Regions from separate parts of the Mus musculus genome. Here region 1 is linked to region 2. Evidence: chromatin loops called from intact Hi-C (ENCODE). Cell type or tissue: heart. All regions are shown on one strand.

Region 1 (8,000 bases), 120 kb after region 2:
CAGCCCCTTCTGCATACAGTCTGGGCCTGCAATCACGGTCTCTGAACTTGACCCTGGCCTGGGACTGAACTCTGTGGGAGCTGGGAGCAGAGATTTCTACAGTTCCCATCCTCTTCAGTCTTCAGGAATGGGAAGTGCGTGTGCGTGTGCGTGCACGTGTGCGTGTGCGTGTGTGTGTGTGCTCGCGTGCGTGCGTGTGTGAGCATTCATGTGCATGTATATGTGTGTGTGTGTGTATCCAAGTCAACTCCCACACCATCAGTTTGTCCAGAAGCTGAGATGTGGGCTAAGGAGGCACTGGGAGCATCACACCCGCTGTGGAAGCAGGCCACTGCACCCGATGCCCCTCAGCACTTCACTGTAGAAAACGTCAGCACGCCACATTACAGAGGAGGAAGTCGAAGTATAAAATTACTTTCTCATGAAGATGATACCTGCAGAGGAGAGGAAACACCTCAGGTTGGCCTGGCAAGAACAGTGCAGACGTGAACTCCATATGTCAGTAAGTTCCTTGGTACATGAGGCATCAGGGCTGGGTCATTCTTGGAGAGAACTCATGCCTAGATCTTGCTTCCATAGATGGGAAGAGTGAGATCAGAGTGTAGGCGTTCCTTCCATGTCAGCAGGTACAATGTGTCACTGGGGCCTCTCTTGTCCCTCGAGGTATCTTTAAAAGCTCATCTTTGGTAAGAAAAGGCAGTAATTTCTGAGCTGAGGGCATGCTGGGATGTCCCCCTTGCCTTTCCATAAGCACCAGAAGTGTGAAAGGCTGAGGTATCTAGAGGAGCCAGGAGGTCCCATCTGTGGATTTGGGGAGGACAAACAATTCAGATGAACTAAGTGTTGTCTAATCAGTTCCACCCATATCCTGGGGCTACATCTGAGTCACTGCTTTTGGTTTTCCTGTCCCAGAGGTCTGAAGCAATCTGGGCTGTGCTCAGTCTTGAAGCCAAGGACCTCAAGGCTAAATCATGGGACCTGCTTAAGATGACATGTTGGACAGATGACCGAACCAGCTTAGCCCACTGGCAAGATTCAGCAAGATACCTACTTTTAGATGGCCCATGAGCTGAGAATGGGCTTGATGCTTTTAAGTGACTGGAAAAAAAAATTGAGAAGTGTTGTGTGACTTCTGAGAACCATGAGAGAGCATGTTGTGGGACTAGCTTCTCTTGGGGAGATGCTACACTCTGATCTACTCAGCCTAGATAGAGAGTCATGACAGACAAAAGCATGGCTACCACCACAGTCCAGTTTAGTGAACCAGTGAGTTTTACTGAGGTTACAGGAATATAGGTGATGGGGTATTTACAGAAGCAGAGATGACTCAAAGACAGCTACCTCAACAAAGCCACCCTAGCATGGGTGACCACTCACAATAGCTAAATACCTGGACTACACTGTACAGACTATAGGCAGTTCAATAGATGTCGCTTCCTATTCCAACCAGCAGAAAAGAGCGATGACACTACGTTCTTCTCAAAGCAGTTCATTCAGGAACATTTCAACATGCAAGCAGGAATCTCTCTATCATGCAAACAGGAATCTCTCTTCAAGCAGGAATCTCTCTATCCTCCAATCGCAATCCCTTATACAACCCCTCAACCACACCCCATCAGCCCAGTCTGAGTAAATCTCAGTTCATTGGCTTCCGTCAAATGGCCTGATCTTGCATCATGGTGCGCCTGCGCAGCTCTCACGATGGACGTGGCTTATTTTCGGGTATATGAGGAAGTCAGGTGCAAGTCATAAGACTTGGCTGCAGTCTCGGGCGCCATCTTGGGACTACCGCCACACCTGCTCCCCACAAATAGACTGGAGAAAGTCCTTTCAGGCAGCTCAGTTGGTCAGTGCCCCTTCTGGTTCAGCTCAACTAGACCCTATCTCTTCCAGGTTGCTTGGCTAGTCTTTGCGATTGCGATCATTGCAGTCCACCCATGAGGGGCTAAGCATTCAAACATATGAGCAGGTGAAGGCCATTCTCATTTAAACCACCACAGGAAGTGACTTGAAGCAGTCTTTACTAATCTACTTTGAGGGAAACTAGTGAATCTGGTCAGTTTCAGGGACTTCCTGAAGCTATTTTTGGTGTTGTTTGCTTCCTATTTTACCAGAGCTTTCCTGCAGGATGGAGTGCTTCACTTTCCCCTCCTAGAATGTCGTGTTGTTTCACTTCCTTATAAATACCCTGTCCTAAAATAGCCTGTCATTTAACTTTCCCTTTATATCCTGTCTTAAGAAGTTTCCCTCCACAATGGAAGGTTTTTTAACGTTAGAGGAAACTGCTATAACGAGACTTCTTTCAGCATCAATGTCTAAAGTTTCACTGGGATGTCCTGGGTTCCTTCATCTCTAGATTGTGACTCTCTCAGATGGTTACAGCAGGGTGGCCTCAAATCTGCCACCACCACATCTTCAGACAATACTGCCCCAAAGCACCAGATCTTAACCCTGAATTCCAATATTTCTAAGAGAAACTCCAAGGCCAGAGTCAGCCTGAGACCAGGGCTCACTACTCACGGTATGAAAGGGGTTTGTGCCCATTGGGAATCACAGTAAAAACTCGTTAGCCTCTAGTAATGCTGGGATACAAGGTAGAAGTGGGTACCTTCAAGAGGAGCTGTTGCCTGGGAGTGTACTCTTTAGAGGTCTCTAGACCTGGGTGAGTGAACACAAATGCAAGCTACATGCTGCGTCTCTTGTACATGCTTTTCATCCTGGATAGAAGTGCCAAGTGATGCTGGTGCTATGCTTATTCTTAAGATATCCCCATCTTTAGTACTGGACCAAACTATTTCTAATGAATTACCCAGTCTTGGCTATTTCTTTATAGCAAGAGAAAACAGGATAGCACAGCCTCTACCCAACATCTCTGCAAAATTAAGGTGGTACTTGAAGCCCAGCCCACCACAGGTCACAAGATGTCAGGAGATGCCAGTGTGGGAGGCACCTTTATAATTGGAAAAGAAAGAAGCCAGTCGGAAGAGGTGAGGTGAGCGAGTGCTGCCCTGCTCTGTATGATATGTCAGTAAAACAGACTGTGGCAGAGGAGACTGTCAACGAGACAGGACAGAGAACCACCTAGGAGACAACCTTCTAAACATGACTATGAGGAAGTTTCGAGGTTAGGTTGAGATGGGAAGACCCTTCCTAATACATTCCATGGGCTGTGGGCCCCAAACGGAAGGAAAAGAAACAGCTAGCTAGCTGCATTAGTTACTTCCCTGTAGCTGTTACAAAACACCATGACCAGGGCGATTTATAGAAGGAAGAGTTTATTTGGGCTTCTAGTGCCACAGGGATAGAGTCCATGATGGCAGAGCAAAGGCCTGAAGCGGGGGAGGGGGTTGGGGTGGGGGTGGGAGCTCACTTCTGGCACCACAAGCAAAGGACAAACTAGAAATAGTACAAGTCTTTATGCTCTCAAAACCCATACCCAAGGACACACTTTTCCCTAGCAAGGTCACAGTCCTAAACCTATCTGAACTGTGCCACCAACTGGGGACCAACTGAACAGTGCCACCAATGGGGGACCAAGTATCCAAGCACTCTAGACAAAGGGAAACATCCCATTTAAACAACAGAGGGTGAGCGCCGGCACTCACCTCCATTCTCCCTCCACTAAGCACTGCTTCATCAACGCTGACTCTTGGGATCAATGTCCCAACCCAGAAGTGACCTGGAGTGTGTTCTCAACCTTGGCTCTCTTTCAGGGGATGGGCTTCCTCCCTCAGGTGATTTTTTAAATTTCTTAAAGCAGAGCTGGATTTATTAAGATATTTTAATACAGATTCAAGTATCAGGTTAACAGAGAGAGGGGTGCTGAGCAGGGAGTGAGGGGAGTATAAAACACCCCCCCCCAAGTATGGGTGTGGGTTTCTCAATGGAGACTTACTCCTGGGGTGACCTTAAGGGACTAGGAAGGGTCTCTGACTCGTCACCCTGCTCTTTCTGCTCAGATTCACAACATGTCATTCTGTTGTTTCAAACCTGGTGAAGGTGACTTCCAGAGTTAGCTTTGATGTCATAGCTTCTAGCGACAGTGGGGAGAATAGAACTGCTGAGATCCCACAAAATGGAGTGAAGGAGCGAACCACAAGAAGGCAGCAATCTGAGGAACAGGTGGGAGTGGGAGGTGGCAGCTGGTGTAGAGGGCGCTGCCATGCTTGAAGATGTTCGAGATGTGAAGCACACCCCACGTCCCCAGGTGTGTTTGGGGTGGGATCAGTTTGCAAGGAGTTAGGGGGAGGTATCTCCAAAACTTACAAGTCACATGTCATGGGGACAGGTTTGGATCCTGTGAGGGGGAAGTCACAGATGCTGCTGTGAACTCCCCTCCTCACAGGGGAGGCTGCGGTGGCACCTTCCCTCCTTGATATGTATGTAGTCTGAAGGACAGCGACAGAGGTGCTCTGCTCCCCTCCCCCACGCGCCCCCTGCTGGCATCACGGATGTCTGACACTCTGCTGATCTTTTAAAAGTGAAACAGACAAAGCTGTGTGCCCAATTGGATGTTTCTCCCCACCATCTGCGTGGCAATACAAGTTCAGGTTGTAATGGCATCCACTCTCCGTCAGTATTAGGGAACCATTTAAACATCCAGAGCCATTCACTGATTATAAACACAGTGGGAAAAAAAAAAAAAAAACAAAAAGAAAGCAGCAAGTGGCATGTGTCCCCACACCTGCTGCCTCCCTGCGTCAGTCAATTTCATGCCTAGGAAGCTCCGGACTCTGTGGGGATGCTCTATGCGCAGTGTGGTTGGTTATGAGTTCTACTTTATTTCCCTTTTTCTCCCCCGTAGGGACTGGCGCGGAAACCAACTTGGCCCCAAAACCCAGTGGCTGCAAATAGATGGAAATAAACAGAAAATAGACAATGATCATAAATGCACACCAAAAATGCTGATTTCCCAGTGTTAAAAGGTCCATTTGCTTTGCATTAGTAAATAAAAGCGGGCACATTTTCCACTGGGCTTCAACAACAGCAGAAGTCATTGTTCAAAAGGCTTCTGTCCTGTCCCCTTCCCCCCTCCCAGGGTATCCGGTCCCCTAGGAAGAGGTGAGTCTCCAGGCAAGTGGACGGTGATGGCATCGAGTGGGGACAGCAGAAGCTGAAGAACACATAGAAGGATGCAGTTCACAGGAAAGGAAAGGCCAAGGCCAGAAAGGTGTTCTGGGTTTCTGCGCCCTCTCAGGCCCCAGACATGACCCATGAGTAGCCCCAGCCTTCAGGACCAGCCTCTGTTCGAACCTCTCACATAGGCAGCTTTGAAGAGTTCTCTACATCTGGTTTCTTACCTGGGGAATTCCAGGAGGCTCACAGATACCCAAGGATCCTGAATTTTGTCCAGGCAAACTCTTCCAAAGGGAGGTTCTGATTGTGTTTGCTTCTGCTCTTATTCTTCCTCGCTCTGTGCATGTGTAGCTGGTGCATGTAGAAGTCAGAAGACAACTGTTGGGATCATTCCGACCTACCAGTCCACTTCCTTTGACATGGGGGTATCCCACTGCACCGGGGACTCAGCAAGTGGACTATAGTGGCTAGCCAGCAAGCCTCAGGGAGCCTCCTGTCTCTGGCTTCCCAGTGCTGGGTTACAAGCACGTGCTTCCACACTCAGCGTTTCCTGTGGATCCTAGAGACTGAACTCCAGTACTCTGGCTTCCGTCCCATAGGTCAGGTTATGAGCAAGTTGTTTGAAGAGAGTGGAGAATATCATCAGCTTTGGTCTGATCAGAAGCTACAAGCTCCTCTCTCTCTCTCTCTCTCTCTCTCTCTCTCTCTCTCTCTCTCTCTCTCTCGCTCTCTCTCTCTCTCTCCTATCTCTCTATTTGACCAGGAGACATCAGGAAGGGTTCTTTCCGCAGGCCAGCCCACTCCCTCCTCTCATGTTTCCCAGGCATAGCTTTTTGCCTCTCTTCCCCTCTGAACAACTAACTGTTAAGATATAGAGGTTCCACTGCCCGTGAAGCCTGACATAGCGCCATTCACCTTCCACACATTTCAGAACAAAGGTTATCTCTGTAGCTAGGACAACTGCTACCACACAACCCTACAGAGATCCTATTAGAACTGACATTGGAAGTCTACGATTATCCAAGAGCTTGGGGTCCAAGTTCATGGACCTGAACAGAATGGGGTGCAGAATGAATTCAAGTTTAGCCTGGGCAACTTAGCAGACCCTGTCTCAAAATCACAAGAGGGCTGGGGGGGGGGGGATATCTCAGTAATCGAGCATGTATTAAGTGCACACAAGACCTTAGGTTCAGCCTCTGGGGGTGGGGGCCCAGTATTCCCTCACCTGGGGGCCATGTCTGATTGGGTCTGAGCCCCACCCACAAATATCTCCAATGTACTCTGCAACCAGAGGTGTGGTTAGTGAGACCAGTGAAACAAGGTGGAACTTGGTAGGCGTCAATTACACAGGCAGGAAGTGCGGCTGGGCACTTGGAGCAGCAGGCACTAGATGGCTTTCTGGGAGATTTTGAAAGTTTCTATGCTAAAGTTTGGCTTTTTTTTTTTTAAGCCTATTCTTCAGGAACATCTGATAAACTCTCCCCAACTAAGACGTCCTTAACTGATAAGAATAAGCAGTTATCTGTTTCCGGAGGCATCTGTGTTTTTAACAGCACCAAAAGGAAAAAAAAAAAAAAAAGCCTTAAGACAAAGAAGAAAATCCATCGGTAGGAGGCAAGAAGCAGGAGGAAGGGCAGCTCCGAGACCGAGGCTCATCTCCCATAGCTGCAGTCTCGGTTTTTATTGCGATAGATAGGATGTGATAAATACCAAGCCAACACAGCTGCACTGCATAAAGCCCATTTCCGATGCTATTTCATTAAAGATCTTTTCCATTTTTGGTGTGTTGTGTTACCAACCATTCAGTGATAGCTCCTATCAGACCAGGGGCTACATATCCATCCTCCCTCCCCCAGCCACTTCCCACACATAAAATTTCACTGGATGTTTATCTCAGTCCCGGGAGGTCTTGTTATCCTTTCAGATGAGTCAAAAGTTAGCTTTCGGAAGGTCAGGTCGCTTAGTGATCTAGTTTGCTTTCCTGCTGTGGTGATAAAACCCTCTGACCTAAAGCAATCTACGGGAAGAGTTTATTTCATCTTAGGCTTCTAACCACAGTCTGTCATGGAGGACAGAAGGGGCAGGAATTCAAGCAGAAACCACAGAGGAATGGTGGTTGCTAGCTCACTCTCTGCTCACTTTCTAATATAGCCCAGGCCCACCCACCTACAAATGGTGCTACCCACAGTGGCCTGAGCCCCTCACCATCAAGACAGTCCCTCACAGACATGGCCACATGCCAATCTGATGGAGACAACTCTACAGTTAAAGTTCCCTCTTCCCGGGTGACTCGAGGTTGTATCAAGTTGACACTAAAACCCTAAGCGAGCCACTCTGGCACTCCGTGGCAGGTTAAGGGTGAAGGTGTCCTCTCACGTTGTAGTTATTATTTGACCATGACAGAAAGCCTTTGTAGAGATTCTCCGTTTGGATGATCTTGCTCTCATTCGGGGTCTATGGGTCACTTATTAAAAAAATGTGTTAAACCTCAAGTCTTGACACATGTTTGAAAATAGCAATTGGGATTTTAAAATCATAACTCACAAACTGATGCCAGACTAAGGGTTGGGAAATGGCTCATTGAGTAATGTGTTTGCTGTTCAGATCCTCAGAATCCACATAAAAGCTGCGCATGGTAGCACCAAGAGAGGAGACCAGGCGAGGATACCAAGAGCTAGCCGGCCAACCAGTCTAGTCAAAATAGCAAGCTACAGGTTCAGGGACAGGCCCTGTCTCAAACATAACGTGGAGTGTGATAGAGAAAGATAGCCAAAGACGACCTCTGACTTCCACACTTGCACACAAGTGAGTGCACCTGGTAGGAGGTATACACAGCGGGGGGGGATAGTCTTATAGCACAGCCATGTTCAGACACTACCCAATGACTTTGGCTTGACAGGCTATAGCTGCCCTTGAAGGTAAGA
Region 2 (8,000 bases):
GTCTTGAAAAGAAAGAAAGAAAGAAAGAAAGAAAGAAAGAAAGAAAGAAAGAAAGAAAGGAAGAAAGAAAGAAAGGAAGGAAGGAAGGAAGGAAGGAAGGAAGGAAGGAAGGAAGGAAGGAAGGAAGGAAGGAAGGAGAACTGGGTTTCAGGCTGGGCACACAAAGGCAGGCAGATTTTTGTGGGTTCAAGGATAGCCTGGTCTTCAGAACAAGGTCTAGGACAGCCAGGACTATACAGAGAAACCCTGTTTCAAAAACAAAGAGCTGGGCCTCTTAAGAGGGGACCGAGCTAGCATCTCACCTTCTGAATATGGCCCATGTAAGTGTTCTCTAGAGTCACAGGACTGAAGCAAGGCCTTTCTCAAGGTACTTTGCTATCTGCTTTGCCTCTCCTCCACACAAGGATACAGCTGGAGGGCCCTCACCCGGCTCCAGTGCCTTAGTCTTGGACTTCCCAGGCCACAGAACTGTGAGAAGCAAATTTCTGTATGTATAAAGGACTCGGGATCCCATGTTCTGTTATGAGAACCCAAAGACAAGAAAGGGAAGGAGGGAGACGCTGAGACTGAAGAAATTAAAAGAGAGGTGAGGGATGGAGGTCACTCACCCTAGGCCAGTTACTGAGCCAGTACCTTTCCCCCACATCAGTTCCTGCCGAATCGACGGCTCGGTAATTGACTGGTTATGTCAGTTCTCCTTCTCCTCTTACCATGCAGATCCCAAGAATCAAACTCCGGTCTTCACTACCTTTATCTACCCAACCATCTTGCCAGTCCCCGTTCAGTTCTTTTTAAGATACGCTGTGCTCAAAGAGATCCTGATGAGTTAATCAGAGCCCTTTGGAGAGACTGTGTCCAATCCCAGTCATCCTGGAACAGAGAAAGAGACTTGAGTGTGAATGCCCCAGGGAGCAGTCGGGGCAGGATGGCAGGAGGTACTGAACCAGTGTGAAGAAGTGAGACAGGAGAAAGACAGGAACCTTGAGAGGGGAATTCGAAGCCTCCTGTGGGCACTGAGGGCTCAGTCCTTGGGGGACACTTTGAGAAAAACAGTGCAAATCACAGCTCATAATTGTCCCATTGAGGACTGATAGCAGAGGTATTTATTCACTAAATTTTATTCCCTGAGGTGGAGAGGCAATCTGAGGACATTTACTTTCTGGTATTTTCAGCTTATTGTATTTACCTCTGGGGACAGAGGATGCCCTGGGGCAAAGGAATGCCGGGAACCTTGATTATGAAGGCAAGTGATCTTTAGGAAAGTTCCAGATGGTGTCTGCTACACCACAGAAGACAAGGAGAAATGCAAAGCCCTTGACAAGTGTCCTGATCTGCTGGAGCAAGCCTTCCCTGAAGCCTAAATCTAGAATTCTCATTTATCTGCCCCTACACATTTTGCGTATTTTTAAAAAATAGTTTGGCTGAGTTTTCTGGCTTTTGCAAGGTAATTAATTTTTAAGTCATTCCTTCCCTAAAGTTTTTCTCACAACCAAATAGACTCTCTGAGACTTGGAAGTCAGGAAACACAGCTTGGTTTACATGAGTAAACTAAGAAATTTTAAAATTTCAAGCCATCATTTCTTTCTGCAGCCAGAGTGTAGGGGTGAAAAAGTGAGGAAACACACAGGCTAGTGGCTAATCTCTCTTTATAACCTAAAGGCCACCCCAGCAAAGCATCCTAAAGGAGGATTTGAGTCTGCTGTGGGTCCAACAATGTGAACCGTGGAGGCTTCAGAAGGGGGCAATATTGACAACTGGGGTAGAAATCATTTTTGTGGTATTTTGGATGTAGCTGATTACCCCCATTCCTACCCACCCCCATATTCTAAGAATCTATCTATGGCTAAGTTGAAAAATCCTGGAGTAATTTCCTTGGCAAAGAAAATTTCAAGACAGCCTAACACTGACTCTTTCGTATAGTAATTGGTAACTACTCTTATGCAATTCTACAATTAAAAAAAAAAAGGAACAGGTTGGACAAAAATAAATATCAAATGTACAGTTTGGAGTGAAGAAGAGCGCCGGGAGATGTAATGTAAGAGGTCTGGAGAGACCCGCTATGACATGGAATAAAGTAGGGGAGCCCTCAGGGCAGCACCCCACAAGCTAAGCCTCCAACTTATAAAAAACAAAGCCTAGAGAATCTCCTGCCTCTAAAAAGCAACAACACAGTAAGGCATATGCAAATGTAATTCAAAGAGGGGGCCAAGCTCCATCAGGCCCGCCTAGATGGCTGAACTTGGCCTCAAACTTGAAGCGTCAGGCAGGTGACTCCGGCATCATAACCATGAAGAATACGCAAGTAGGGGAGCTGTGGAATCCTGAGAGGTTAAGGGGGGCTGCTGGAGTCAGGTGTGTAGCAATGGAGTCCTGTCTGGCAGCTCAGAGAGGCCACTGTAAGAAGACGGGAAAGTAAAGCCCACATTGTGTTAGAGACCCTGAGGTGCCAGAGGGGCCAGAGGGGCCCGAGCCTTGGGATATCTATCAAGGAGAGCTGCAGATAGTCTGTGGACCCAGCCCAAGAGAAAAGTATGTTACAGTCAGCAAAGATGGAAGAGTGGAGCCTTGGACATCAGGCATGGAGCTACAGGATTCAGTGTGCCCTGCTGGGTTTTGGTTCTCCTTTGGTTCCATATTTCCTAACAGCCCCTCCTTTCTTCCTTGTTTGGAATGGTAATGCATACTATGTCACTGTATGTTAGAACTATGCAGATTTTACGGGGGGGAGGGTGTTACAGTTACCTTGAGTCTTTTAAACAGTGTTGACACAGTAAAAGACTATGGAGAGTCTTGAAGTTTGACTATTTTGTATTATGATATTGCCAAGAGTCTGTGGGATCCAGAAAGTAAAAGGGGTGGTTGGAATGAGACTGTCGCTCCTCATAGGTGACATTTGAATACTTCACTTAGTAAGACTATTTTGGAAGGATTAGGACATGTGGCTCTCATTAGAAGAGGTATGGTCACTGGGGGTAGGCTTTGAGTTTCGAAAGACTCTAGTCACTCCCTGTTCCTCACGCTTGTGGGTCAGGATATCAGTTCTTGGCTACTGCTCCTATGCCTTGCCTGTCTGCCTGCCTGCCTGCCTGCCTGCCTGCCTGCCTGCCTGCCTGCCTGCCATCATGCTCCCTACCACGAGGATTGTGAATTCTAACCCTCTGGAACTGTAAAACCCCTAGAAGTCTTTCTTCTATAGGATGCCTTGGTCATGGAAAAGTAAGACATGACTCCAGTGCGTTGATGTTTAGTCCCCAAGATGGAATTCCTACTCATAGTCTCACTGTAACAGGTCCCTACACTTTTTCTTGACAGGTAAGAAATTCTCATAAGCAGTATGTAGGAAATAATCAAGAATTATTTTATAGCCAGGCATGGTGGCACACGCCTTTAATCCCAGCACTTGGGAGGCAGAGGCAGGTGAATTTCTGAGTTCAAGGTCAACCTGGTCTACAGAGTGAGCTCCAGGACAGCCATGGCTACACAGAGAAACCCTATCTCGAAAAACCAAATATATATATATATATATATATATGCACTATGGGATAATTGTTTCCAGATATTTGATAAACAGTACAGGAAAAGATTTCTTTTGACATCTACATGGTCTCAAAAAGTTCTGTGGAGTCCAGAACACACCCCGGTTCCAGGAAGATTGGCTTGTCTTTCTGAGACCTTTTGATTGCCCATTCTTTGGCACCCAGTCTCAAACTCCATCAGCTTAGGCCCCCACTTACTCAGCAGAGGGGTGGAGGGACGAGATCATTTTCACTTCCTATGCGGCCACAAGAGGGCGCACTCAGTGGACTTCTAGAACTGAGAAGGAAGCCACCGTGGGTCAGTAAAAACTGACAAAAGAAAACTTGGTTTAAAAGGTGTCGTCGGTCAACCTCCCCCTATGCCTTGCCCACCTTTTTCTTGCCATAAGATGAACGCAATCAGCGAACACTTTCAGTCTGTTCAGGCATCCTTCTTAGGATGCGAGAGATGTTGTCCTATTACAACTAGGTCTTTTGATGATGGGCATTCCCATATCCCAGGAGCTGCTCCCTACATTTTATAAGGCGAATGTCAGAGCGACGGGATTCAAGATGCCAAGAATGAGGAAAGTTAGCGCTGAGCCCTGCGCCTGGTACACAGACAATGGAGCCGGAACAAGTGTTTACCTCCGGAGATGCTGGTCTTCATTCCCGATTGTTTCTGAATAATGCCCCATCACCTCCCTTCCCCAGCGTTTGTCTAGATCTTTTCTATTCGTATTTGAATTGATCCTCGCTCACTTTTCCTTTTTTATTATTATCATTTTGCCTGGGACTTTGGATCATTATAAGATTGCGGGTAATGACAGACTGTAATTAAGCTTAACACAGATTTTTCTTTTAGGAGAGAGAAGAATCCACCAACTGAAACTCAGATTGCCTGGGCTGTAATTTGTGGCGCTGTCACAAAGGGGTCCTTTTCCGCATGGTGCGCAGCGGTGATGAGCAAGCGCTGGGCCGAGGGTGTGCGCTTCTCTCACACGCTCTGGAGCGAGCTGCAGGACTCGTAAATAGCTAAGTATAGCTTGAAGCTGATTACAGGCCCGATCCTCCTATTGTGCCTCATCACTTGTCATTGTTGAGGCGGCAATTGCCGCTCCACGTTTCTCTTTGTGGCTGGCTGCAGCCGGTTTCCAGGACAGGAGGAGCCCTGAGATGCCGAGACTGGTTCTTCCCGCCGGATGGGCGTGGCAGGTGTTGGCGATGAGATTAAGAGCAGACTCCCAGGATAGACACCTGTTGCCCCAGAATTGCTGTTTATGCACGATCTCTGTCCATGGGGGGTGACAGGAGTCTCTGAGGCCAGGCTGGCTGTGGGAACAGGAGCAGGCAGTTCGATTTCTCTGGCTTGGTTTACTCAATTGTAGAAAGGAGTTGTAATATTTAATTTCTTACTTACAAAGTACATTTGAGGACCTGTGAAATAAGTATACAGATATCCTAAAAGCAGGTATAGTCCCCTACAGACTCAAACATCCACCTTCGAATAGGTATATACCCACAATACACACTAGCCATAGAACCCACCTGTGTACCTTATTGTAATGAATTTGTTCATGCATGCATGTGGGCGTGGTTTTAGGACACAGCTGTATAGCTGACTGTAACAGTGACCACTGCCATCTTTAGGCTTTTCCTGTAAATCGGGCACCATTTTGAGCTCTTCTCCAGCACCAAAGCAAAGCTCCCAACAATAGCAGTAATAGTCCTGGAATGGGGCACTTCTTCATCTTCGGGGACCTTCCTCGTCCTGGGTGCTGTATGATTGCCTCCAGGGATCTGTCTGTACGTTCAATATCTCTACTGCAGTCACATGACAGCCTCAACTCCCTCCCTTTCCCTGATGGCAGGGAGGGTGGGAATGGTAAGAAGATGGTAGCTGTCTGGGATGAAGGATACATACTGCTGATCACCCTGACGACTGAAATGTCACACTGTACCCTCATGAAAATATGCAATTAATATATCGGTAAAAAATATATATATACTTAGAAATGTACATTCCCATGGAGGGAAAAGGGATTCAAATATCCAACTGAGAACAAGTTTCCCAAGTGTAGATGTAGTGCCTGGTGCAGTGTCTGGGGTCACAGATGCCTAGGGTCACCACGTGTCTGAGTATAGTAAAGGGGACCACTGATCCCACTAGGATGTATTGCAGTGTAAGTGGTGCTGCTGGATATGGGCAGAGGTACTGTATTTGTTACGCTCCTTTTTCTTTCCTGAGTCTGGATCGCTGGTCAGGGCTAGCCTCAAACTTGCCATGTAGCTGAGGATGACCTTGAACCTCTACATCCAAGCCCAACCCCAACTGTGTTCCATTATAGAAGGAGGTCACTGCATTCAGGTTACGCCTTGTTGGGTGTCCGCCCAGGGCCTTGGGCTTGCTCTGTGAACATTCTACGGAGTAAGTTACATCCCCGCACAGATGTTGTCAGCTGCTTTTCTTGTTGCTATGTGTAAATATAAGACCAGAAGGGAAGATTTGCTTGCCTCATATATTGAAGGCACAGTCCACCATGCTATTGAAGGCATGGCTACAGGGACAGTTTCCACCATGGCAGCAGAATCAGGAGGCTTCTTGGTAGCTAATGAGGCAGAGAGGGAACAAGAAACAGGGTGGTCTATAAGCCTCCACCCACCCAGTGGACACTCACTTCCTCTAGCTAGGCTCCACCTCCTAACTACAGCCCCATCCCCTACCCTTCACTCCCACCCCCCATTCCAGCCCTCTGCAAAACCCAAACAATCCAACACTACCAACTGACAAGTGTTTAAATGTATTAGCCTGGGATTGGGGGTGGGCATTGTCCATCCAAACCGGGACAGTGTCTCATTGCTACTTTGTATAAGATTATGAAAGATAAGACCCAAAGAATAATTCAGATTCATTTTGCATTTTGTTTGTTTATTTGGTTATTCTGAGTTGGGTCTCACTATGTAGACAGAGCAAGTCTTGAGTTACATACCCACTGCTTTGGCTCCCCAAGTGCTGGGCCAGACATACCCAGCTTCTTTGCTGTTTTTAATGTATTCAAGTTTACCCCAAATGTACTTTGGGGTTTGTACTCTATTTTATAGAACAGTGCTGGTCTAGACAGTGGGGTGTGGTAAGGGGCTTTGAGCCAAAATAGCATCCAGCTGCTATGGTCTGCACAGTTTTGGTCTCACCAGTATCTGAGCTCTCTTCCATACTGACAGTCTTGGCTGGGTACCCGATGGCTTGCGTTAAAAGAGCCTTATTCTTAGATGACTGAGTTATCTAATTTTTGTCAAAAAGAAAAAAAGAAAGAAAAAGGATACACAGAAATCAACTACATAGGATCTGGGGGTGTTGTTGCTAATATATATATTTTAAAAAAAACGATAGTCATAGAGACACATGCCTGCAATCCCAGCACTCGGGATGCTAGAACAAAGGTTGGTGAGCCCCGGGCCAGCCTGGGCTATCTAGCAAGAAACTGTCTCAAAAAACAAACAAGGGCTGGGCATGTCTCTGTGACAAAGTGTTTGTCTACACATGGAAGGATGCTATGTTTGAGTCCTGGCACTAAGAGATGGGGAGGGAACCCTTTATTCTTCCTCTCTTTTCCTGCTTGGAATGCACAAAGGCTAGGGTGGTGCAGCCTCTTTGGAGCCATGAGGTTGACAGTCATAGGAATAGATGAAGGAGACTGAGTTCTTGAGTAGCATCCTCAGGCCAACAGGGCCCATCCAGGCTCTATCATGTGAGCAGAGGGGTGGGGGGAGTGGGGGTGGGAATGTGTATGTGCCTGCATGTATGTGTAACTGGTAGTTATTCAGCCTGTCAGCTCAGTACATCTGTAGTCCCAACCTGGCAAAGGAAGCCCCAGGAGTTCCTGGAGAGCCACTGGTCCCTATTCCATCATGAAAACTTGGGGACACTGGCTCTGTTGTCAATGGAGGGCTTGGTAGCAGCTACAACTGGGCAAATGGAGCCAAAGGCAGGAAGACAAGCTTCCTTCTGAAATACCCATTTTGATCTGGGCTCCAACCCAAAGGTGCCTCCCACAGTTGGGGAGGGTCTTCCCACATCAGTCGGGACAGTTCTTCGGGTGAGGGTCTCTACGCAGGTGATTCTAACATGTGGCAAGTTGACATTAAAACTGACCAGAATGCCCCTAGAGGTGATGCGTACCCAGCAGGGACTTGTGCAGGTTCTGACCCCTTGAGAGTCTTATTATAATCCAATTCCACATAGAAGGATGCAGAAGACAGCAGCACCCCAGCAAAGAATGACCAGGTGAGGTCAGGTACCTCTTTGCAGAGGACCTCTGTGACTTGGGTACAATGCAAGGCATCTCAAATGATATCTACATACCTGTCTGCAGAGGTACGCACACACACACCTGGTGGGCACACACAGGTTACTGATGGCTGATCACGTTTTGAAGCTTAGAGAACATGACCAGTGAGGAAATCCTTGGCTCCTTCTTTCCAGCT

The links. Peaks named below come from ENCODE experiments on the same cell type or tissue, not always from the same donor. Only the 100,000 strongest peaks of a DNase experiment are listed, where the experiment ranks them.
Region 1: a loop joins it to region 2, with 2.4 times the contacts of the local background. A loop is called at or near these places in 11 of 42 quality-filtered maps.

Annotation. Positions count from the first base shown.
Region 1 is chr5:52,629,837-52,637,836 of GRCm38, forward strand. No RefSeq gene overlaps it. Among named protein-coding and RNA genes, the nearest start is that of Gm30178, 10 kb to the left of the region's middle. In heart, a CTCF peak has its summit at 4,427 (motif pointing left); no DNase peak of the experiment used is centred here; H3K27ac peaks cover 185 bases.
Region 2 is chr5:52,511,656-52,519,655 of GRCm38, forward strand. No RefSeq gene overlaps it. Among named protein-coding and RNA genes, the nearest start is that of Ccdc149, 44 kb to the left of the region's middle. In heart, a CTCF peak has its summit at 3,782 (motif pointing right); a DNase peak (open chromatin) is centred at 3,776; H3K4me3 peaks cover 1,121 bases; H3K27ac peaks cover 436 bases; H3K27me3 peaks cover 719 bases.